2 separate regions of the Homo sapiens genome follow, and region 2 is linked to region 1. The links are chromatin loops, found by intact Hi-C in ENCODE. Cell type or tissue: pancreas. All regions are shown on one strand. Each heading gives the region's core, and the rest is flanking DNA. Links, peaks and the distances in the headings are about the cores only.

Region 1 (12,608 bases), core at 3,010-8,009:
TTTTCATCTTATAAAACTGAAATTCTGTATCCATTAAACAACATCTCCCCATTTCCTCCTCTGCCAGCCCATGGAACTCTTCATTTTCCTTTCTGTTGCTATGAATTTGACTACTTTAGATACCTCTTGTAAGTGGAATCATACAGTATTTGTCTTTATGTGACTAGTCAGCTTATTTCGTTAGCATAATGTCCTCAAGGTTCATCCATGTAGTAGCATGTGACAGGATTTCCTTCCTTTTAAGGCTGAATAATATTCCCTTGTGTTTGTCCATTCATCTGTCAGTGGACACTTGGGTTGCTTCCACCTCTTGGCCATTGTCTGAAATGCCACTGTGAACATGGGTGTGCAAATATCTTTTTGAGACCCTGCTTTCAATTCTTTTGGATATATACCCAGAAGTGGGATTGGAGGATTATATGGTAGTTCTATTTTTAACTTTTGAGAAACTTCCATACCAGTTGCGCCATTTTACAGTCTTGCCAATAGTGCACAAAAACTCTAATCTCTGTACAACCTTGCCAACACTTCTTTTCTTCTTTTTTAATTGTAGTCATCCTAATGGATGTGGGGTGATATCTCATTGCGGTTTTAATTGCATTTTCCTAATAACTAGTGATGTTGAGCATCTTTCCATGTGCTTGTTGCCCATTTGTATATCTTTTTGGAGAACTGTCCTTTCAAGTCCTTTGCCCATTTTTTTAAAAATGTAATTTAATTTTAAGTTCCAGGATACATGTGCAGGACTTGCAGGTTTGTTAACATAGGTAAATGTGTGCCATGCTTGTTTGCTGCACCTGTCAACCTAGGTGTTAACCCCCACATGCATTAGCTATTTATCCTGATGCTCTCCCTCTTCCTGCCCCCTGCCCCCTGACAGGCCCCAGTGTGTGTTATTCCCTTCTCTGTGTCCAAGTGTTCTCATTGTTCAGGTCCCACTTATAAGTAAGAACATGCAGTGTTTGGTTTTCTGTTACTGTGTTAGTTTGCTGAGGATAATGGCTTCTAGCTCCATCCATGTCCCTGGAAAGGACATGATCTCATTTCTTTTTATGGCTGCATAGTATTCCATGGTGTATATATACCACATTTTTTTAGTCCAGTCTATCATTGATGGGCATTTGGGTTGATTCTGTGTCTTTACTATTGTGAATAGTGGTGCAGTGAACGTATGTGTGCATGTATCTTTATAAGAGAATGATTTATATTCCTTTGGGTATATACCCAGTAATGGCATTGCTGGGTCAACTGGTATTTCTGGTTCTAGGTCTTTGAGGAATTGCCACACTGTCTTCCACAATGGTTGAACTAATTTATATTCCCACCAACAGTGTAAAAGCATTCCTATTTCTCCACAGTCTCACCAGCATCTGTTTTCTCTTGACTTTTTAATAATTGTCATCTGACTGGTGTGAGATGGTATCTCATTGTGGTTTTGATTTGCATTTCTCTAATGATCAGTGATATTTAGCTTTTTTTCATATTTTTTTTGCTGCATAAATGTCTTCTTTTGAGAAATGTCTGTTCATGTCCTTTGCCCACTTTTTAATGGGGTTGTTTTTTTCTTGTACGTTTGTTTAGGTTCCTTGTAGATTCTGGATATTAGACCTTTGTCAGATGGATAGATTACAAAAATTTTCTCCCATTCTGTAGGTTGCCTGTTCACTCTGATGATAGTTTATTTTGCTGCACAGAAGCTCTTTAGTTTAATGAGATTCCATTTGTCAGTTTTTGCTTTTGTTGCAATTGCTTTTGACGTTTTCATCATGAAATCTTTGTCTGTGCCTATGTCATGAATGGTATTGCCTAGATTTTCTTCTAGGGTTTTTATAGTTTTTGGGTTTTCCGTTTAAGTCTTTAATCCATCTTGAGTTAATTTTTGTATAAGGTGTCAAGTTGTTTGTTATTAGAGTTCTTTACATTTTCTGGATATTAACCCCTTATCAGATAAATGATTTGCAGATATTTTCTTCCCCTCCATAGGCCACCTGCATTCCTTGGGTCATGCTCCTTGCTCTCATTACTCTGATGTCTGCTTCTGTTTCACATCGCCTTCTCTGAGTTTCTGCCTTCCTCATATCTTTTAAGGGCACTTGTGATTACATTGGGCCCACCCAGGCAATCCAGGATAATCTTTCCATCTCAATCATATCTGCAAAATCTCTGTTGCCATGGGAAGTAACAGATTCACAGGTTTTAGGGACTAGGATGTGGACGTCTCTGAGTGGGGTAGGGGAGGAGCATTACCTGTGTACCACGTCCCTTATCTCCCCTGCCTGCCTTCACAGGAACTAGACTTATCTCTTTAGTGACTTAAGTCAATTTGGACTGTTCCTCATGTTTTCTTTTCCTTTCCAACCTTCCATCTGGTCCTGTTGCTTCATTCTTTTCCTTCTCTTTCCATCTGCCTTTTCTTGCCAGCTCCACATCCACTCCTCTAGTTTAGGCATTTCTTACATCATGCTTTGGCTGCCAGAATAGCCTTAAAACTGGTCTGCTTGCCTGTAATTCTCCCTTTAGATATTTTATTTTATTTTATTTTATTTTATTTTATTTTATTTTATTTGATGAGATGGAGTCTCACTCTGTTGCCCAGGCTGGAGTGCAGTGGCCCAATCTTGCCTTACTGAAACCTCCTTCTCTCAGTTTCAAGCGATTCTTGTGTCTCAGCCTCCTGAGTAGCTTGAATTACAGGCATGCGCCACCACGTCCAGCTGATTTTTGTATTTTTAGTAGAGATGAGGTTTTGCCATGTTGGCCAGGCTGGTCTCGAATTCCTGACCTCAAGGGATCCACCCACCTCAGCCTCCCAAAGTGCTGGGATTACAGGCGTGAGCCACTGTGCCTGGACTCCCTGTAGGTATTTTAAACTCATCTTGATGCATACTTGTAAAAACAAATCTATGCCTGATAATTCCATTATCTGAAGTCCTTATTTTTCTGTTATATTCTATTTCTGCTGGTCCTTAGTCTTGTTTCCTCATCTGCTTGGTTACCTTTGGTTATGTGCTTACCATTCATTGTATTTGAGAAAGTATTTCTCGGAATAACTTGAGGCTTCGGGTGAAAGTGCTTTGCTTTCGTGGGGAGAGAATTTCTTCTGCCAGGTCCCTGGAGGTATTTCTGGTCCAAGACCACCTTGGAAGAAGCTCATGGTTGAGATTCCCTGGTTCTTTCAGAGGAGGCAAACCTAGGCCTCCAGTCTAAGTGAGGCCTGGTTTGCTTCTGGTTCACCTGTTACCTAGTAGCTGTAGTCCTTTGGGGTCCCGGCTCCTTGAGGAAGAGTCTCCAGTTGGTGTTCCACGCTGGCCAGCCCTGGATGTTGACTTCTGCTCAGGAGGCTGTTAAAGTGAAAGGCTGCCGGGTGTGGTGGCTCACACCTGTAATCCCAGCACTTTGGGAGGCCAAGATTGGTGGATCACAAGGTCAGGAGTTCAAGACCAGCCTGGCCAATATGGTGAAACCCCATTTCTACTAAAAATACAAAAATTAGCCAGGTGTGGTGGCGGGCGTCTGTAGTCCCAGCTACTGGGGAGCCCGAGGCAGGAGAATCACTTGAACCTGGGAGGCGGAGGTTGCAATGAGCCGAGATTGTGCCACTGCACTCCAGGCTGGGTGACAGAGCAAGACTCTGTCTTTAAAAAAAAAAAAAAAAAAAAAAAAAAAAAAGTGAAAGTGTCCTTTGCCAGACTAGGCTAGGCCAATGCTTGAGGGCAAGGTGGCTTCTCTAGAGCTCATACCTCGGGGTTCCTGTTTTCTTTAGTTTCTGTACTGTTATTCCTTGCTCAGTTCTTGAAGCTTCAAAGCCTTTCAGACTTTTTTTTTTCTGGAGTCAGAGTCTCACTTTGTCACCCACGCTGGGGTGCAGTGCCACAGTCTCAGCTCACTGAAACCTCTGTTTCATGGATTCAAGCAATTCTTGTGCCTCAGCCTCCCTAGTAGCTGGGATTACAGGTGTGAGCCACCGTGCCCAGCCATTCAGAAATTTTTTTTCAATGTATTCATTGTTAGTTGTGTTCAGCAGAATTGTGAGCCTGATAATGGAGCCTGCCTTCCCAGACAACCAGACTCCAGACCTGTTTTTCCATGTTGCCTCTGCCACCCTCATCCATTCTGGGACGGGACGTGATTAATTTTGTGTACCACTTTGATCATGTCAGACTTTTGCTTAAACACCTCTCCAGCACGAAATCATACCTATGGGAGCCTGGCGACAACATGAGCTACAGCTCTCCTTCCCATCACAAGGCTTGGGGGGTCAGTGTTAAAACCCAAGGGCTTTGTAGTCTGCTGGAACTATGGGAAAAAGAGACTGTTGAGAAGGAAGCTTTCTTTTTTGGCCTTTCAGTTCCTGAGGGCTTGAGAGAAGCTTGTCTCTTTTTTTGAGCCTGGGTATAATTGAGTTTCAGGAGTAGAGGGCAGGAGGCTAGCCATTTTATATGGTACCAGATTGTCAGATGGATAATGAGACCTTTCATTTCTCAGTGCGGCCAGTCACATGCTGCTGGTTGAGAACTGAGGTCTTAGCTTGTAAGTGAGCTGTCCATGACGGAGCACAGAGGGCAGGTACAAAAGCTGGGACAAAGCAGGAATAAAGAGCGTGTGTGGCATGTTTGAAAAGGCACCCTGCCGGGCATCGGGCCTCAGTGTCAGGAAGCCCATGTTGTCAGTGCTGTGCCCTTGGACAAACCATGTAGTCTTCCTGGGTGTCAGTCAGGTCCTTCCTCTTGGCCTTGGCTGTCCTGCATGGCTGTGGCTGTGGGAGGGTCGGCTCAGTTGGCCTTAGCAGCCAGCCACTGGGAGGACAGAGAGAAGAGGGAACTTGAAGTGGTCCCCAGGAGGAGGCAGAGGCAGTGACCACTTGATAGGTTGTCTAGAGCCCAAACCATGGTCTCTGGTTCTAGCACACTCAATTACCCAGCAGTTTGGGGCCTGGAAGCAGCCTTTGTTTATCTAGCCTAATCCCCTCATTTTGCAGATGAGCAAACAGAAGCCTGGACATTTTCTTGTATTTAAAGAGCAGTAGTGATGCTCCGGCCTCGTGTGGCTTATTTTAGTAAAAATCTAGAGAAGTGGAACCAGGCTTTGGTTAGTGTGGGTTTGGGGGCATTTACTGTGAACCTCTGAGGCCACTGTCTGAGTGAGCCCTGGAGGACAATAACAACAGTGAGCCAGAGCCTGCCCCCATCTGGCCACCTGACACCCAGCTCTCCCTGGGGCCCACCTTCAGCTCTGTCCGCCCAGTCTGATCAGAGGTCGCTTTACCTGGCCAGTCAGGGGGCCCAAGTGTGTGGAGGATTAGGCAAGCAGGGTCCTGGTGACCTCCACACGAAAAATAACTCTGCTTCCTGAGCAGGTGCCAGCTTTTTGTTCCCTGGGGCCTGGCCTGACTGCTGAGACCGCAGGCTTCTGAACGCATTGCTGTTTTCACCCTTTGGCGCTAGGCTGGGCCTAACTTTGCCCTTAGATTCCCAGGCCTTCTTATCCTCAACTGCAGACGGGCCTCTCCACTCTTGCCTTGGTTCCTGAAGGACCGATTCACTCTGTTCAACCTCAAAATCATGCACTTTGTACTTGGACTTGTGCCCACAGTTACCTTCATTTATAGCCACCGCTGTGGGTGAAGCAGCCTCAGAACAGCAGAGCCTTACATATCATCCTTTTATGTTATGAAAGCAACTTAAATGAGTTTTTCAGCCCACTGAGAATTATCAAATACCAAACTTTTCTTTTTAAATTACCTCTATAATTTTCTTTTTAAATTGCCCTTATAAAACTAGGTGATAGTTAAATGAAAAACATATGTTGCTTCTGATATTTTTCTTCTTACTAAGCCTACAAATTCCTTAGCTTAAGATAACAGGGAAGGATTGTCCTGGACCCGAGGCTGTGTTTTTCTGGCTGCTGCCAGTTCCTGGATTTAAATTGCTTTGTTGGTGGATAGAGATCATTCCCTTTTCCTGGATTCAGGATAGGAAAGCCTGAGGGTCACAAATGAGCCTGGACAGAACTGTGTGTGAAAGTTTTTACGGTAACTTCTCTCAAATATTTGATACTGAAATTGTGTAGTTTCAGCTTGAGTCCATGTTGCAGCTGGGCCCTTGAATGTAATTCTTGTCATCCTTGGAATATTTCCTCCTTCTAGTGATCCAGGATCACTGTTTCCCAAACCCCCTTATTCCCCTACCCATTTTATGATTTCTCTTGTTGGTAATATCAGTTGCCAGCATTTTGAACCTGAATATTTAGCAGAAGGCTTAAATTAGGAGCTCTTCAAATTAAAGAAATAAGCAAGCCACATAATGTCGATTGTGGTAGATTACTTGTAAGCGTATTGTGTTGGGTTGGATACAGTCACCTGTAAACATAAACGTGTAGCGTTTTAAATTTGGAAAGGACTGTGGATCTACCTCCATTTTACAGACCAAGATACTGAGACATCGAGAGGCCCTGGCTTGTTCAAAGTCCCACAGAGTCAGCTGTAGAAAGACAAGTACTAGAAGCCCTATGTCCTGGGCCCAAGCTGGGTGCTCTTTCCACTGCCCCACGATGCCCCTTTTGTCTCAATGGCCTCCCACTGCTCCCCACACTCACCCTCTGTCCTGGAAACAGAATAGAGCCAGGTGGCTGCACACACCATGCCCATTGCCATCTTTATGCCCTTGTCCCTTCCCTCTGCCTAATCATGCTCATCCCACTACAACTCACCCATCAGTTCCAAAGACCCGTTGGATGTCCCACCTCCCACACTGGTGTCATCCTCCTCAGAACTTCTGAAGCGTGCCCTGTGTCTTGGCTCTTTTTACATGGTCTCTGTCCAGGTGTGGTCTTAATTTTTACATAGTAGGGCTAGTGCCCAGTAAATGGGCCATGAGTGAATAAAGAGAGATGACTGTACCATGTCACAAGGTGGGCGTGGCATCTTGTTTTGCTGCCCAGCTTTTCAGGCTTCTGACTTCGTTCCAGCTAAGCTCCAGAAAGAAGCAATCAGCTATTAAGCTCCAGAAGGGCAGAAAGCATAGCTTCCACATCTCTCACCACAGTCCTTGGTAGAGTTCTTGGTTGGTGGTGGGTTACAGCAGTGATACTTCATTTTCCTGACACATGAATCTTGCATTCAGTTTAAAATATGTTTGCTTTATCCTGATGCCTCAGAACGTGGCCATGTCCTCATGGCTGCCTCATGTCTTCATGGCTGCCTAAATACTCTGGTCTTATGGTACCTACCATTTGAGGAGGCCAACAGACCATGGCAATTAGTTTACAGATTTCCACATTTGGATACTTTGCTACTTACTTGCAATAGCAGGAAGTTGGGAGATGCAGGCCAAATAATTGTTAGGATTGCTGTGAAAATTGCAGTGAACGCAATACCCCTCCTGGGTTAGCTTGTTACAGCTACAAGACTCCTAGTGAAATTTTTGTTCCAAGATCCTCAAACTCAACAGGATGCTACATTTTATCCTGTTGGGCTTCTCAAGCAATGCTGGTAACATCTATTGTTCAGGTATTTTAAGGCTTAAGATAGAAAATTGTTGGTAGAAATTAACCAGTTAAAAGGGAGGAAATGATTACTCAGGTGTTGTGAAGTAAGACAGATTGTATGGCATTTATAACATTGGTTATGTAGTTTGCTCATAAAAGAGAATGCCTAACTGGAATTTAGTGAAAATTAAACCATTAAACCCAATGAAGTGAAAAACGGTGGACATCTGCCAAGTAAAAGCATAATCACCACTTAAACAGCTTCATCTGTGCTCCTATCTGCGAATGACAGCGTCTCCTGTGGAGAAACTGCTCTCTGACTTCTGGTTTTCTCACTGTTTTCACAGAGCCTGAGCCCTTGTGAAGCCGGCAATGACAAGTCTGTATGGTCGCCATGCCGAGAAAACCACTGACATGCCAAAACCATCAGCCCCTAAAGTGCACGTGCAGAGGTCCGTGTCCCGAGATACCATCGCCATTCACTTCTCGGCATCCGGCGAGGAGGAGGAGGAAGAGGAGGAGGAGTTCAGGGAGTACTTTGAGGAGGGGCTGGATGACCAAAGCATTGTAACAGGGCTGGAAGCCAAGGAAGACCTCTATCTTGAACCCCAAGTTGGCCATGACCCCGCCGGCCCTGCTGCCTCGCCTGTCCTGGCAGATGGACTGTCCGTGTCCCAGGCCCCTGCCATTTTGCCCGTCTCCAAGAACACTGTAAAGCTGTTGGAGTCCCCTGTTCCAGCAGCACAAGTATTAAGTACAGTGCCATTGGCTGTGTCCCCAGGGTCGTCTTCGTCGGGGCCCTTAGCTAGCTCTCCCAGTGTGTCATCCCTTTCTGAGCAGAAAACCAGTTCTTCCTCCCCATTGTCCTCTCCTTCTAAGTCTCCCATCCTCTCATCCAGTGCCTCAACCTCCACCCTTTCCAGTGCAAAACCCTTCATGAGCCTTGTGAAGTCCCTGTCGACCGAGGTGGAGCCAAAAGAATCCCCACACCCCGCAAGGCACAGGCACTTGATGAAGACATTAGTCAAGTCTCTGTCCACGGACACTTCCCGGCAGGAGTCGGATACAGTGTCCTATAAGCCACCTGATTCCAAACTGAACTTACACCTGTTCAAGCAGTTCACACAGCCCCGAAACACAGGTGGAGATTCCAAAACTGCACCTTCTTCCCCACTGACTTCTCCCTCTGATACTCGTTCCTTTTTTAAAGTGCCCGAAATGGAGGCTAAAATTGAAGATACTAAACGACGCCTTTCAGAAGTCATCTATGAGCCTTTTCAGCTCCTTAGTAAAATTATAGGGGAAGAAAGTGGCAGCCATAGGCCCAAAGCCTTATCTTCAAGTGCTTCAGAACTCTCCAATCTGTCCAGCTTGAATGGGCACTTGGAAAGCAATAACAACTACAGCATCAAGGAGGAGGAGTGTGATTCTGAGGGGGATGGCTACGGAAGTGATTCCAACATCCCCAGAAGTGACCACCCAAAGTCCACTGGTGAGCCCACAAGAGAGATAGAACTGAAAAGTTCCCAGGGGAGCAGTCTGAAGGATTTAGGCCTGAAGACAAGTTCTCTAGTTCTGGAGAAATGTTCTTTGTCTGCCTTAGTGAGCAAAGAAGATGAAGAGTTTTGTGAACTGTACACTGAGGACTTCGATTTGGAAACGGAGGGGGAGAGTAAAGTTGATAAGCTCTCAGATATTCCTCTCAAGCCAGAGGTGCTCGCGGAAGATGGTGTGGTCCTTGACAGTGAGGACGAGGTGGACTCGGCCGTGCAGCACCCGGAATTGCCAGTGAAGACGTTGGGCTTCTTTATAATGTGTGTCTATGTGTACCTCATCCTCCCCCTCCCCCACTATGTGAGTGGACTCTTTCTGGGAATTGGCCTTGGATTCATGACTGCAGTTTGCGTGATTTGGTTTTTTACACCACCAAGTGCTCATAAATATCACAAGTTACACAAAAATCTGCGACACTGGAACACAAGATCTCTGGATATCAAAGAACCTGAAATACTGAAGGTAAGCCTCTCCCCGGGAGCTGGCTAGTACACACACTTCTCACATACAGCCGTATTTTAGATCTGACTTGTTTTTTGGTTAGCTGTTAAAGATTTTTGCACAGGCCGTGTTTTTTAAGAGCTTGGGGCCACTTCATTCTCCAGGCACCCAGTCAACTCATCTGGTAAACCTCATTCTAACCCAAGCTTTGCAGATTCACAAAGTAGTTTCTGAAAGATCTCTGTGACTCTAGAGAATAGTGTTTACATCAGTTCCTGTTCTGGTCTGTCTCTAAACTTACTTGGAATGTGCTACTTGCTGAGCATTTTTAATGGCTGAGTCTGTTAGGGTTCACTATTCTTGAGACCTTGAAGAAGGGTTAAATACTCCCGGAATTGCAAGAGGAGGGAAGGAAGAAGAGAAGGCAAATTAATGTCAGCTGTTGGCCCCTGCTGGTGCTCCTCTTTCCTTTGCACGGTGGGGAATGGGATGGAGAAAGATGTCATCTTTCACTGCATATCAGATGTCAGGCTTTTGGGCCTCCTGAGGGGTCCCTGGGACAATTCATTGGGAAGCAGGAAGAAACATTCATCTAGCTGTCTAATCTGTCGATTGAGACGGAGTCTCACTATGTTGCCTAGTGTGGTCTCAAACTTCTGGGCTCAAGTGATCCTCCTGCTTCAGCCTTCCAAAGTGCTGGGATTACAGGTGTGAGCCGCTGTGTCCAGCCTAGAACTTCTATTTATTATTATTTTTTTGCATATTAAAATTTCTGGTTATGTGTATACACACTATAAAAGTACAATTAGAACTTATATAGTTTGTAAGTTATATGCACACACACATTTATGTACAGTATCCAAGGGGGCATTGGTTTCAGGACCCCCCCCAAGGATACCAAAATCGATGAATGTTTCAGTCCCTTATGTAAAATGGCATAGTATTTGTATTAATATATAACCTATGCTCATTCTCCTGTATACTTTTAAATCATCTCTAGATTACTTATAATACCTAACATAATGTGAATGGTTATTATGCTGTATTTTTAAATTTGTATCTTTTTTACTGTTGGATTGTTATTATTTTTTTTAATTTCATATTTTCAATCCAAGGTTGATTGAATCCATGGATATAGAGGGCTGATTGTATATGTTTTTAGAGATAAGGTGGAAAGCCAGAAAAGTTTAGAGACCACTGCTTTATAAAAGTTATCTAATTCAGCTTCATAACCATCCAGGAGTTTGATGCTTCCAGTTTTACACATGAGGAGATTCAGGCTCTGAGAGAGGTGGTCATTGTCCAAGGTGTCTTGCTACTTAATAAGTAATAGAGGCTGGGCATGGTGGCTCACGCCTGTAATTCCAGCACTTTTGGAGGCTGAGGGAGGCAGATCACTTGAGGTCAGGAGTTCAAGACCAGCCTGGCCAACATGGTGAAACCCTGTCTCTACTAAAAATACAAAAATTAGCTGGGCTTGGTGGCGTGCACCTGTAATCTCAGCTACTTGGGAGGCTGAAGCAGGAGAATTGCTTGGGCCTGGGGGCTGAGGCTGCAGTGAGCTGAGATTGCGCCACTGCACTCCAGCCTGGGTGACAGAGTGAGACTCTGTCTCAAAAATAATAATAATAATAATAAAATAAGTAACAGAGGTAGGCTTTGGAGCCTTTGTGTGTCCTCTTCCTGCTTTTCCCATGACACCTCTCTGCAGAAGGTTCATGCCTAGACCTGCCTGGAGAATTCCTTGTGTTACAGGAGATGTATGAAAAGGAGAACTTCGTTTCCCTGGAGCAATTTTGAACCTTAATTATTGGTTTTAATCTTTAGCTTTTCAAATTCAAAGCTTGTTTGGCTTCTTAGTTAAATTAAAGGTATTATTCTCCCATCTATTTAAATGAGAATGCTCTAAAAATGGCAGCGTGATGTCCCTATTGCAAAAAAAAAAAAAAAAAAAAAAAAAGCTGGGGGTTGGGGAGAATTCTTTTAGGATCCAAAATAATATTTGTTTTTAAATTTCATTGACTTTTTTCCTTGTTCAAAGGAAATACATGGTTAATGTTTTAAAAACACAGGAAACCCAAAGAAAAAAAATTTTTTGATCACACTAGTGGAAGGGAATTACAGTTAATGATTTGGTATATATCCTAGTTTTTTGGGTTTTTAAAATTTCTGCATATATGAAGATATGCATCACATACATGCATACTCACCCACTCTTTTTGTTTTGATTTAATAGGATCATATATTTTGCAGTCTGACCTTTTTTCTTTCTTTCACATGGCAATATGTTATGACACTTTCTTCTTTAAGAGAAGCTGTGTTGAGTCTTGTGGATGTGACACCCTTAAGCTTAGCGTTAATAAATGAAGTGGAGCAAAAATGACTCACGCGTGGTTGCTGAGCTTTTTCTGATAGGGTGGTGCAGTGACTACCTGAAGTACGTGCTCTCCAAGTAAGTTCGTGCTAACTTTAGCAAGGAAAAATTGCGCTTATATTAACTCTAGTACCTAATGACTGACTGTGGCATTCAGTTTAAACTGGTTTGAGCACTGACTTGTCTTAGGAAGATTTTAATTTTAATCCAGTCAATCTTTAGTGTTTTTTTCCTACCCTCTTCTCAGATGTAAATTACTTAGTGTCAATCCAATCACTGTGATATGTCAAGAGTTTACTAACTACACAGGGTGCCGATGGAATGGGATTTTAATGTTATAGCACAGCCTGGTTGCTTTGATCTGATCACTGGAAGAATAAAGGCAACACTGTGATGCTGAGCACTGCAGTGGGCTAAGTGTTGGGTGTATTATCTCATTCAATCCTCGTCACAACCCTGTTCAGTTAGCGTATATGTGCTCATGCAGATGGAGGCCCACAGAAGTTAAGTTATTGCCCAAGGTCACACAGCTAGTGTGTGGTGGAGCCTTGTAGGACAGTGTTTTCTTTTAAGGAAGGTGTTTTGCCCACAGTGGCTAGGATAAACGTATTTGAATTTTCCTTGTAGAGAACAAGTACTTTAATGCTCTCATAGACTGACACCCCTAATCCAAGCAAACTGTCATAGACTAAGCATTTATTCTTCCTTATTGCTGTTTGGACAACTCTGATCACTTTGGTAATTCTTTTTTCAT
Region 2 (9,723 bases), core at 61-5,060, 51 kb after region 1:
CTTGAGGCAAGAGGCAGCACTGGTTTTGAGCACCAGCTCTGGACCCGACTACCTGGTCCACAGCTTCGTGGCCTCAGGCAAACCCCTGAACCACTTCACTTCCTCATCTCTCAAATAGGGATTCTTTTTTTTTTGAGATGGAGTTTCACTCTTGTCGTCCAGCCTGGAGTGCAGTGGCATGATCTCAACTCACTGCAACCTCCACCTCCTGGGTTCAAGTGATTCTCCTGTCTCAGCCTCCCAAGTAGCTGGGATTACAGGCACCTGCCACCATGACTGGCTAATTTTTATATTTTTAGTAGAGAGGGGGTTTCTCCCTGTTGGCCAGTCTGGTCTTGAACTCCTGACCTCAGGTGATCCACCCACCTCAGCCTCTCAAAGTGCTGGGATTACATGCATGAGCCACTGCGCCCAGCTCAAACAGGGATTCTTACAGCACCTACTTCATAAGCTTGTCGTGAGGATTAAATGAGTCAATACAAAAAAGGCACTAGAACAGCATCTGGAGCAAGGAGGAGCTCTATGCATGTCAACTAAGGATTGTTATTATCATGGCTGCCTGGATGCTGCTGTTAGGGCATTTAGCATGGAGGCGGCCATAGTGTCCAGTTGACCATCCTACAGATCAAAGCTGGCAGATCCTACTAGGATAAACAAAAACAAAACAAAACAAAACAAAATGGCATTCTCAGCTTTCATGGCCTTGCTGCTGTAAGAAGTCAAGTCTGTGGTTCTTCTGAATGAAATCGCACACAATGGCCATGTTGGCTTGTCCCTGTTCCAACACACACAACCTGTCTCAAGTGAATTGAATGAGGTTAAATGACCACCTTTTCCAGAGCAGCCTCACTTCCCACCAAAGGCAGATGGCTGGACGATAGGCAAGCTGTGTCCCTTAGAAACTGGCTGTGCTCCTCCTGCCTCAGCTCTGACGCCTCCTCACTCCACACACACCCTGGAACTAGCTGCTCTACCTGTGGGATATATATGGATTTCCTTTCTTTCCTTTAGGCCACACAGCAAGGTCCAGAAACCTGTGTATGTTACCCTTCCCCCACCAGACTGGCCTCCTCTACCCAGCCCTCATCCCTACCCTGGGCTGCCACCTCCAGGGCCTGCCACTCAGCCAAACTCTTTCCAGTCATTTTATTAACTCCATTAGGGTAATGTTTGTTCATTCATTCAACAAATACTCATTGTGGGAAAAACAGAAATATTCAGGAAAGGTAAAAAGGAAAATATTACCCATCATCCCACCATTCAGAGATAACCAGGGTTACCTTTTTAGTACATTTTTGGTATATGCTCTCCAAATCTTTTTTCTTATGGCTAAAAATTTAGAAAACATAGCTCTTTTTCAAAACCCTTGAAGAACTGGGAAGACTTGAAAGGGCAGTCAGATTGCCTCAATCCACCCTGCCATGTGTGTATGAGCCAAAGCCCAGAGAGGGGTGACTTGCCCGGGTCAGCAGCAGCCTCACACTTCCAACCTGTTTCATGGAGTCTAGGCCCCATCAGAGGCTGCCCATGAGCACTGGCTCTACAGCCAGGTCACCTGTGTTTGGGTCCTGCTCGTACACCATTCAGCGGTACAACTGTGGGGAAGCCACTAACCACTCTATACCTCAGTTTCCTCATCCTTCAAGTGCTGATGGCAGTCCTGCCCGCCTCGTTTGGGTGTGGTAGAGATGCAGTGTTACGTGTAAAGCACTCGGAGCACGTGGCACGTAGTAAGCATCAGTGTTAGCTGCTGCTCTCCGGCCACTGTGTTAGTATTAATAAAATCATCCTGAAGAGGCTGGGTGGGGGCCGCTTCTGTCAGCAGGTTTTTATCTTCTGTGCCTGAGTCCAGCGGTTTCAGAACAGGTGCCCACAGGTGTGTCAGCAGCGTCAGAATGATCCAAGGATGCAGACCACAACCCCTCAGGCTTAGATGAATTCATTTAGTCTTCGGGATGTTTGCAACATGAATTTAAAACTGCAAATAGCCACTGAGTGTCCACACAGACAGAGGACCCGACTGGGTTTTGCCTTGTTTTCAAGATACCAAATAACAGCCCAAATTTAGACTGAATGTCTCAGATTCTATGGAAATATTACCATGTCCCACAGAAATAGAAACCTTGTCTGTCTCCAGAGCTGCCCTTAGTCATCTGGACTGATATTCCAGACCTTAACCCACGTGCCTGGTGCCTTCACATCCAGTGTTCCAGACTGGATCCTACCAGGATCCACTACCTGTGTGCCTGGTGCCTTCACATCCAGTGTTGGGAGTGATGCTACTTTGCCACCTGAGTAATGACAGAAAACTGGAGCCAGAGTCAGTCATGACTTGCCCACTCCTCCTGCCACACGTGCTTCAAGAGTGACATCAGAGGGCAGCTACAGCCACTGGGGCTGCCTGGGCCTGAGCACCAAGGCAGGGCCATACTCTAGCACGTGGGGCTGATAGGAGTGGCTCTGACCAGACTGTGCTACGGGAAGAAAAACACTTAGTGTGGAAAGGGCTTAGTGTGGGAAGGGGAAATCATACCTCTTGTGGAACATGGGTCGGGTGGGGGACAGGGGACCCTGATTTGCAGCTTGTCAACCTTGAAGGGGTGGAGCTCTATTTCAGAGGACAGTTACAGGTAGATAAGGCTAAAAATGATGTCTATCATCAAAGACACATCCACACACAAGGAATTGCTAATTTTCTGTAGTATCTGAATGAGCAATATGGCACCAGTCTCTTTGCCAGGAGCACAACAGTCACTGGTGTGTTCTTCCCAGAGCTGAATAACTCCAACATCTGTTCTTGATAATGTTATCAAATGTTCCATTTTAAGAAGTTTTGTTCTTTGGATGCCAAATATTGACTTTCAGAGTGAAATCAGCTGTTAATAGTTACAGGTAGAAGGAAATGGAGGAGAAAATAACGTGAGGACCAAGTTCAGGTGTGCAGGGTTTTGGTTCCCTTAACTACTCCCAAGCAGCAGGTGCCCTCTCAAGCCTACTCCAGTGAGACAGATGCCTAAATAGTAATAAAACAGTGAACTGCTGTGTGAGATTATTAGATTCACATGGCCACGGGAGGACTGAGGCCATGGGGTCTGTTAACTGGAAAACCAGGCCGAAGGCAGAAGAGCCTCTTGTGGTTGTGGCCACCCCTTATCTGTGGGGACATACGCCAAGGCATTTTATGATACCAACTGGCATCATGGTCTGAGCTGCAGCAGCTGGCCTAGGCCACTTTTATTTTTCTTCAAACATACACTTCCTGAGGGCAGGGGTTCATCTCAGTGCTTTTGGCTCTGATATTGTACATTAAGAACGCATACACGCTTTTTGGTGGAATAAGCTGTAATTTTTGCCACAGTGTCTCTGTGTAGTGGTGGTAGTGGTAATTGATCCTGCCGCTGTGAAACTGAAGAGTGGAAAAACAGCATCTGAGCTCCTTCCAGGTCCTTGTACACAGACTAAGTCTTACTACATTGTCACTCGTGTTGCTGCATGAAGTGCCAGGGTTTTTTTTTTTTTTCTTCTTCTTCTTTTGAGACAGAGGCTAGAGTGCAGTAGGGCGATCGCGGCTCACTGCAACCTCTGCCCCCCAGGCTCAAGCCATTCTCGTGCCTCAGCGTACCTAGCAGCTGGGACTACAGGTGCGCACCACCATGCCTAGCTAATTTGTGTATTTTTAGTAGAGACGAGGTTTCACCATGATGGCCAGGCTGGTCTTGAACTCCTGGCCTCAAGTGATCCGCCTGCCTCAGCCTCCCAAAGTGCTGGGATTACAGGCGTGAGACACTGTGCCCAGCCTGAAGTGCCAGTTTTATAGGGGCTCGTTAATAATCGGGTGCCACTGGTTACCACTGGACAACCTCTCAACATGATGTGGAATAGACCCTTCGTATGCGTGCCTCCAGCCCCCTTTCCCAGAGAACCTCTCAGGACTGCCTGCTTACTCCTATTTAAAGGCATCAAAGATTATCCCACTCCTCAATTTCTGGTTTTGTTCTTGAGCACCAGCCAGGGCACATGGTTATAGAAAGTATTTTCAGTGAAATGCCTACAGCTAAGTCTTAACCATTTGTCAAGACTACAAAAGAAAGGGCCCTGTAACCGCATTCCTCTAGATTAAGTAGCATTTAGCTGGGTTACAGTGGAAGATGGTGCTCATGGGGCAGTGTATGTCCCCGTGTGCTCATTGTTGCTATGTTAGTCCCCAAGGGGAAGACAACCTTTCTAGTAACTGTGAATTTCATCTTTCAGTCTTGCAAGGCAGGGGCCTCCTGACTCACCTGTCACGTAACCGGTTGGTCTTTGCTCCAAGTTTTGGGAGTTGCCCGTGTCCCCAGGTTTTCAGGTCACGTTCTGCCTGCTGAATCATTGTTACAAAAGCAAATTTCTCCTACACTTAATGCTAAAATAGTCTTCTTACCCTCATCTGAATGCAAGCACATCATATTAGAGTCATTTGTTGGAATATTTATTTACCATTCATGTCTGCTTTTAAAAGTTCTTAAACCATTCCAGGCCAGGTGCAGTGGCTCACACCTCCCAAAGTAATCCCAGCACTTTGGGAGGCCAAGGCAGGTGGATCACTTGAGCTCAGGAGTTTGAAATCACCCTGGGCAATATGGCAAAACCCCATCTCTACCAAAAATAAAATATATATATATGTTAGCCGGGCATGGTGGCGGACCCCTGTGGTCCCAGCTACTCAGGAGGCTGTGGTGGGAGGATCACTTGAGCCTGGGAGGCGGAGGTTGCAGTCAGCCAAGATCGTACCAGGTGGCACTCCAGCCTGGGTGAGAGTGAGACCCCATCTCAGGGAAGAAAAAAGTTCTTAAAGCATTCTTGACTCTTTCATATTTTTATGAGTGCCAGGGCTGAGCAGGGCCCTGTGAGTGGGTCTCATGAGGTATATTCAGTGTTTAAAACAGACCCCTCACCCAGGCAGAGGCTCAGTCAGATGCCCAAGCCTCATCCTCAGATATCAGGCTCCATGGCTGACCAGTACAGCCTCTTCCCTGGCAACAGCAGCAAGGGAGACAGAGCAAGAAGTAAGGGTGGGCTGGTGAATGCAGAAAAAGGGAGGCTGCCTGGTCAGACTGTGCCAGGTGCCAGGGTGTACACAGCTCTCCCTGAAAGAGGCAGTATAGGTCTCCTTGGTGCAGACAAAGGTACTGATGGCACAGAAGTGAAGAAACTTCCAGTGAAACACAAGCCCCAATCTATGTGACTGGGCTCCTTGCTCTTCCCTGGGCCTTCCTCCACCTCCCAGCTCCTGGCAGGGACGCTGGACCACACATCATTTGGTAGAATGTCCCCGTGACTGGGCATGAGCCAGCAGTTTACTAAGCCTAAATCCATATATCTTCATTTAAAAAACAGACTAGCAAAACTTTCCATTTTGTAAGAAGTATAATTCTGGTGCCTTTAATATGTCCATTTTCAAAGGCAACGCATACTATTAATATTTATTAGAAACTTGACTAGAATTTTCAAAAGAAACGATTATGTTTGGATGTATATAGTAACTAGGTAGTTTGAATATTAATTTTCAAAGCTGGAAATACTATACAACAATAAATATCTCCTTTATTGTTGTTCTTTTACATTGAGTTTAAATCTATTAATATTAGCCTTTTGCTCTAATCCCCTTTCTCCTGAAGTGATTAAAAACTAAATGTCTTTATTAAAGCAGATATACCCTTTATTTCCAGTAATAGTACCTTTGAAGAGCAAGCTAATTAATTCTTTCTAACTGCTTAATGTAAACAAGAAATACAACAGTTTTGTGAGTATTGCTGCAAAGAAGATAATCACAATTGATCTCCATATCACTTAATTAAACCAGGTCATTCATGGAAAATAATTACCTTCCATTATGGTAAAAAGAATTTGTTGAAAACAAAATGGAAATCATCCTGCCTTTAGTGAGGAATGACACCATTAGTGCTGGGTGGGGTTAAGCAGTGGTTTTATCTGAGGTGGTGGCCGTGTAGGGGATGGGCTGTTTACTGTAATTGCTTGAAAACAATGCTGTATGTGAACGATGGTTTTAGATTAATTTCCTGCTTCCTTTTAGATGTCATTTGTCATGTGAGGATCTATAAAAGTTTATTAACATTTAAACACCCACTTAAAGGATCACATTTTGATAGAAAGTCCATGAGGTCTTCTGGAGCCCCGAGTCTGAAAAATCACAGAAAAATACTTGACAAATCATAGAATCCTCAAGTAGAAGAGGGTCATGAGATAAACCCTGTTTGCATTTTAAACCACTGAACAGCGGCCATTGCAGTAAAATTCCATGAAGCTACAAGCCTTTTAGATATGATCTCATTGGCATAGTATCTTTCCTAAGGAGCTGATTTTTAGCCTAAGGTACAAAGTGATTATGCAATTGTATCTGGATAATCCTGGGAATTGAAAGTTAATTCTTTGGTTCCCATCAGTGGGCAGTTTCCAGAAAGAAAGGAAGGTCTTAAACGTTTTTGTCACTCTTCCTGTTAAATCTGAGCCATTTTCTGTGTCCCACTCCCAATACTGGAGAATTTTAAGAAAGACAGCGGTTCTCATATGTGTCTTTAAAGAACAACCCAGCTTACAGAGAAGTCTTAGCACTTCCCTTGTGCCTCGTAACTGGCTGGGCATCAGCATGCCTTGTCCTGGCTTTGCCCTGGGTCAAGCCATTTTCTTCCGCTAGGCATATGTCTTCTTACTAAATACAAGGAGATTTTAGAAGCCAGAGGATGGGACCCTTCCAATGCTGACTTGTGCACTGAATTCCCCAGGATCCTGTGAATGGGTCCTCAGATGCTGGCTGTTTACCAGGGGCTCGATGTATTCCATGACCTGTTCTCGTGTGTGTCGATGGCACAATGTGCTCTCAGTCCTCTTCTCAACTAGAGTAGTAGACGATACATGGACTTTCAGTATGGTGCCTATTTAGATATTTTTAAATGTAAGTCATTTATAGTCATGTGTTTTTTTGAGGGAAAAAAACCTTCTGTTTTTTCACCATTTCTCCAGGACTCTGGATTGATTTGGAAATGTCCTACAATGGGTCCTTTCTGATGACTCTCGAGACCAAAATGAATTTGACCAAACTAGGTAAAGAGCCTCTTGTTGAAGCCCTGAAGGTTGGAGAAATTGGCAAAGAAGGGTAAGGGGCTATATATGAATTTACTAATCCAATCCTGGGGCACCAGCTTCTCCCTCCAGCCTTTGAGAAGCAGATTTGATGTGTAGTGGCCCCTGGATGTTGAGTGAGCTTCTGTGTAAGTGCTCCTGGACCAGAGCATTTCAGGGAATGGTTTCCTAGTCTCATCCCCAGTGGCCTGTGAGTTCCCAACCCAGCTCAGCTGTGACAGCGCCTTTGACCTCAGTGCTGGTGGTGGTACACATGGAATTGATTACCCAGAAAACATCACTGACTCAGACAAGCAGGGCAGACTCATCCGAGCAATAAAATGATCCTCGAATAGAATCATGAAGATCCTTCCGGTCATAAACAGCAATATGTGGAGCAGGCTGAATCTACCTGCTTTAATCACAAAGTCAGAATTATTTATAATTAGATGATTGATTTTGTAGCACAGAGGGTGCTCCTAAAAGTGTTTTGAGAAGCATTTTCCCTAAATAATACAATATTGACTTGCGTAGTAAATCCCTCTCTTTGTAGATAGTGTATCTGCTGCCTAGGGTTTGTCTGATTTAGTAAATATTCCAAAATTGTGAGGTAACTCATGAAGCTTAATTTTTTTCCCTCTTAAATGCCTAGAATAGATAAACTGGAACTTTTACATCCTATTCTCCTTAAAATTACTGCTTTGACTATAAATTTAAATTATATTATTGTTTTTACCAAATTAAAAATGTTGACTAGAGGCTACTTCTCACATCTTTAGCCCTTTGCATGGAATCAACAGTATGATGACATGAAAATGTCACAAGGAGCTACCTCCATGGGGTCTAAATATAAGATACTGGCTCTTAGACTTTTGCTTGGTTCTGGTACTGACCTAATGCTTTTATTCATGCTTGTGGTAGTAGCAGATTGGGGGAGCTGGGTTATGCATTGGAGAATATTCTTTTACTTAGATTATTCTGATTTATTCAAGTTACTTAATGAAATGTTTCTATTTTAATAATTGGAGAATTTTACCAGCTATATGCAATCTAACCGGTGTCTGTGCTATTTTCCTTTCATTTTTCTATTTGTTAAAATATGTTTGGATTCGGCAATCTGTGGATTTATATTTTCTGGTGAGTGTGGTATTTATCAACTCTCCACATAGCATTTCATACCCTGTAACTTCTGAGTCTTGTTCGGTCCCATGTGAAACCATGAGGAAACCTGTCTTTTCATCACGTTCTTGGACATAAAGGCATCACGTTCTTGGACATAAAAGCCTGAGAGAACCGACACCAGGAGTAGTTAAGAGGCTTTCCTGACAGGGAAAGTCTTATAGACTTCCCCAATTTGAATTGCTGGAGTCCTGATCTAGTCAGACTCAATTCCTTGTCCTGCTGTCCCCACCCCACCCCCACGCATAGCTGAGCACATTAAATCTAGCTCATGACGACAGAGTTGCAGAACCAGCTGCCTAGAAAATGAAGCACCTGAAGCAGAAGCAGTCTTGAAAATGAGATCTAATAAAAAGGGAGTGTGGCAGAGCAACCTCAGGCAGATGCGTTTGTGCAAGGAGCCCTTTCTAGAAACAGCACCATGTGGGCACAGGGGCACAGGGACTCCATTGCAAAGGGGGTCTTGGGCACCGGGGGTGGCAACCAGGCCGGTCCCTGAGGTGCTTGCCACGTATGCGTCCACATTCACTGCTATTCATGCAGCCCTCGTAGCCCAGTTTCAAGTTCATAAACTCTGGCCGATCAGAGGGTGGACGTGTTTCTGGAAAGCTGTGCTTCTCTAGACTGAGTGAAAAAAAGATCCTCTGCTTTAGGAATGTGATGGTATTATATTTCACTTATATTTCTAAAGTACTATTTTTTTCTAGAACAGTCTGTTATAAAATGTTTTGCTTCTTCCTGTGAGGGTGTTAAATTATATGTTGATGTGTAGTTGGCTATCATTTGTTTTTAAAAGTAAGGAGGAATACAATCCAGCAGCACTTCATTTGGGAGAAAAAGGCCCAGAAAAATGGACCCTTACCCCTTTTTTCAGAAAGGACCCTTTCGGGAACCTGAGAGCACTGGGTCCTTCTTTCTGCAAATGCTTCCACATGCACCATTTGGCTCACAGTTTCTAGGAGCATTGTGAATCTCTGAAAGCCCATCCGTGGTTAAGAACCTAATCCCAGAAGTGATTCCAGAATCCACTTCACTTCCTCAGTCATGAGGTTTACGGAATCACCACGCGGCTTAGTAGCAGAGGAGGGACAGGGGTCAGCATACTTATTAGCTGTTTGAAGCGTGTGACCTTTGGAACTGACATCTTCCTTAATATTAAACCTCCAAAGCACGGAACATCTGAAGAATTGGCCAGCAGCAGCCCTTTCCTGCAGGCTCTCCCTGCAGCCCATGGCCACCTGTCCAGGGCTTCACTCCACATCAGGGTCTGCTCCCTGGTGTCCTGCCTGGCAGGGCCTCGGCTTCATCTCACTGCTTTTCTCAGTCCCTGTTCAAGTGTGCAAATGATTGTGCTTTTGCGGAGTCTCTGAGGAGATGCTGCTTAACCTGTGAGATGTCCTCCTTACTGGTAGGAAGTTTGTTCAC

The links. A loop is a pair of places that touch in the nucleus more often than their neighbours do. Peaks named below come from ENCODE experiments on the same cell type or tissue, not always from the same donor. Only the 100,000 strongest peaks of a DNase experiment are listed, where the experiment ranks them.
Region 2: a loop joins it to region 1, with 2.3 times the contacts of the local background. A loop is called at or near these places in 18 of 110 quality-filtered maps.

The regions. Positions count from the first base shown.
Region 1 is chr17:64,209,467-64,222,074 of GRCh38, reverse strand. TEX2 (testis expressed 2) reads left to right here. Exons shown (of 12, transcript NM_001288732.2): 2 at 7,833-9,501. The coding sequence starts at 7,858. Among named protein-coding and RNA genes, the nearest start is that of TEX2, 47 kb to the left of the region's middle. RefSeq lists enhancers at 4,202-5,033, 5,236-5,435, 5,034-5,866. In pancreas, for the core only: no CTCF peak of the experiment used is centred there; a DNase peak (open chromatin) is centred at 5,294; H3K27ac peaks cover 1,793 bases.
Region 2 is chr17:64,158,231-64,167,953 of GRCh38, reverse strand. It overlaps TEX2 (testis expressed 2), which reads left to right. Exons shown (of 12, transcript NM_001288732.2): 8 at 7,021-7,153. Among named protein-coding and RNA genes, the nearest start is that of SNORA50C, 17 kb to the right of the region's middle. In pancreas, for the core only: no CTCF peak of the experiment used is centred there; no DNase peak of the experiment used is centred there; H3K27ac peaks cover 2,946 bases.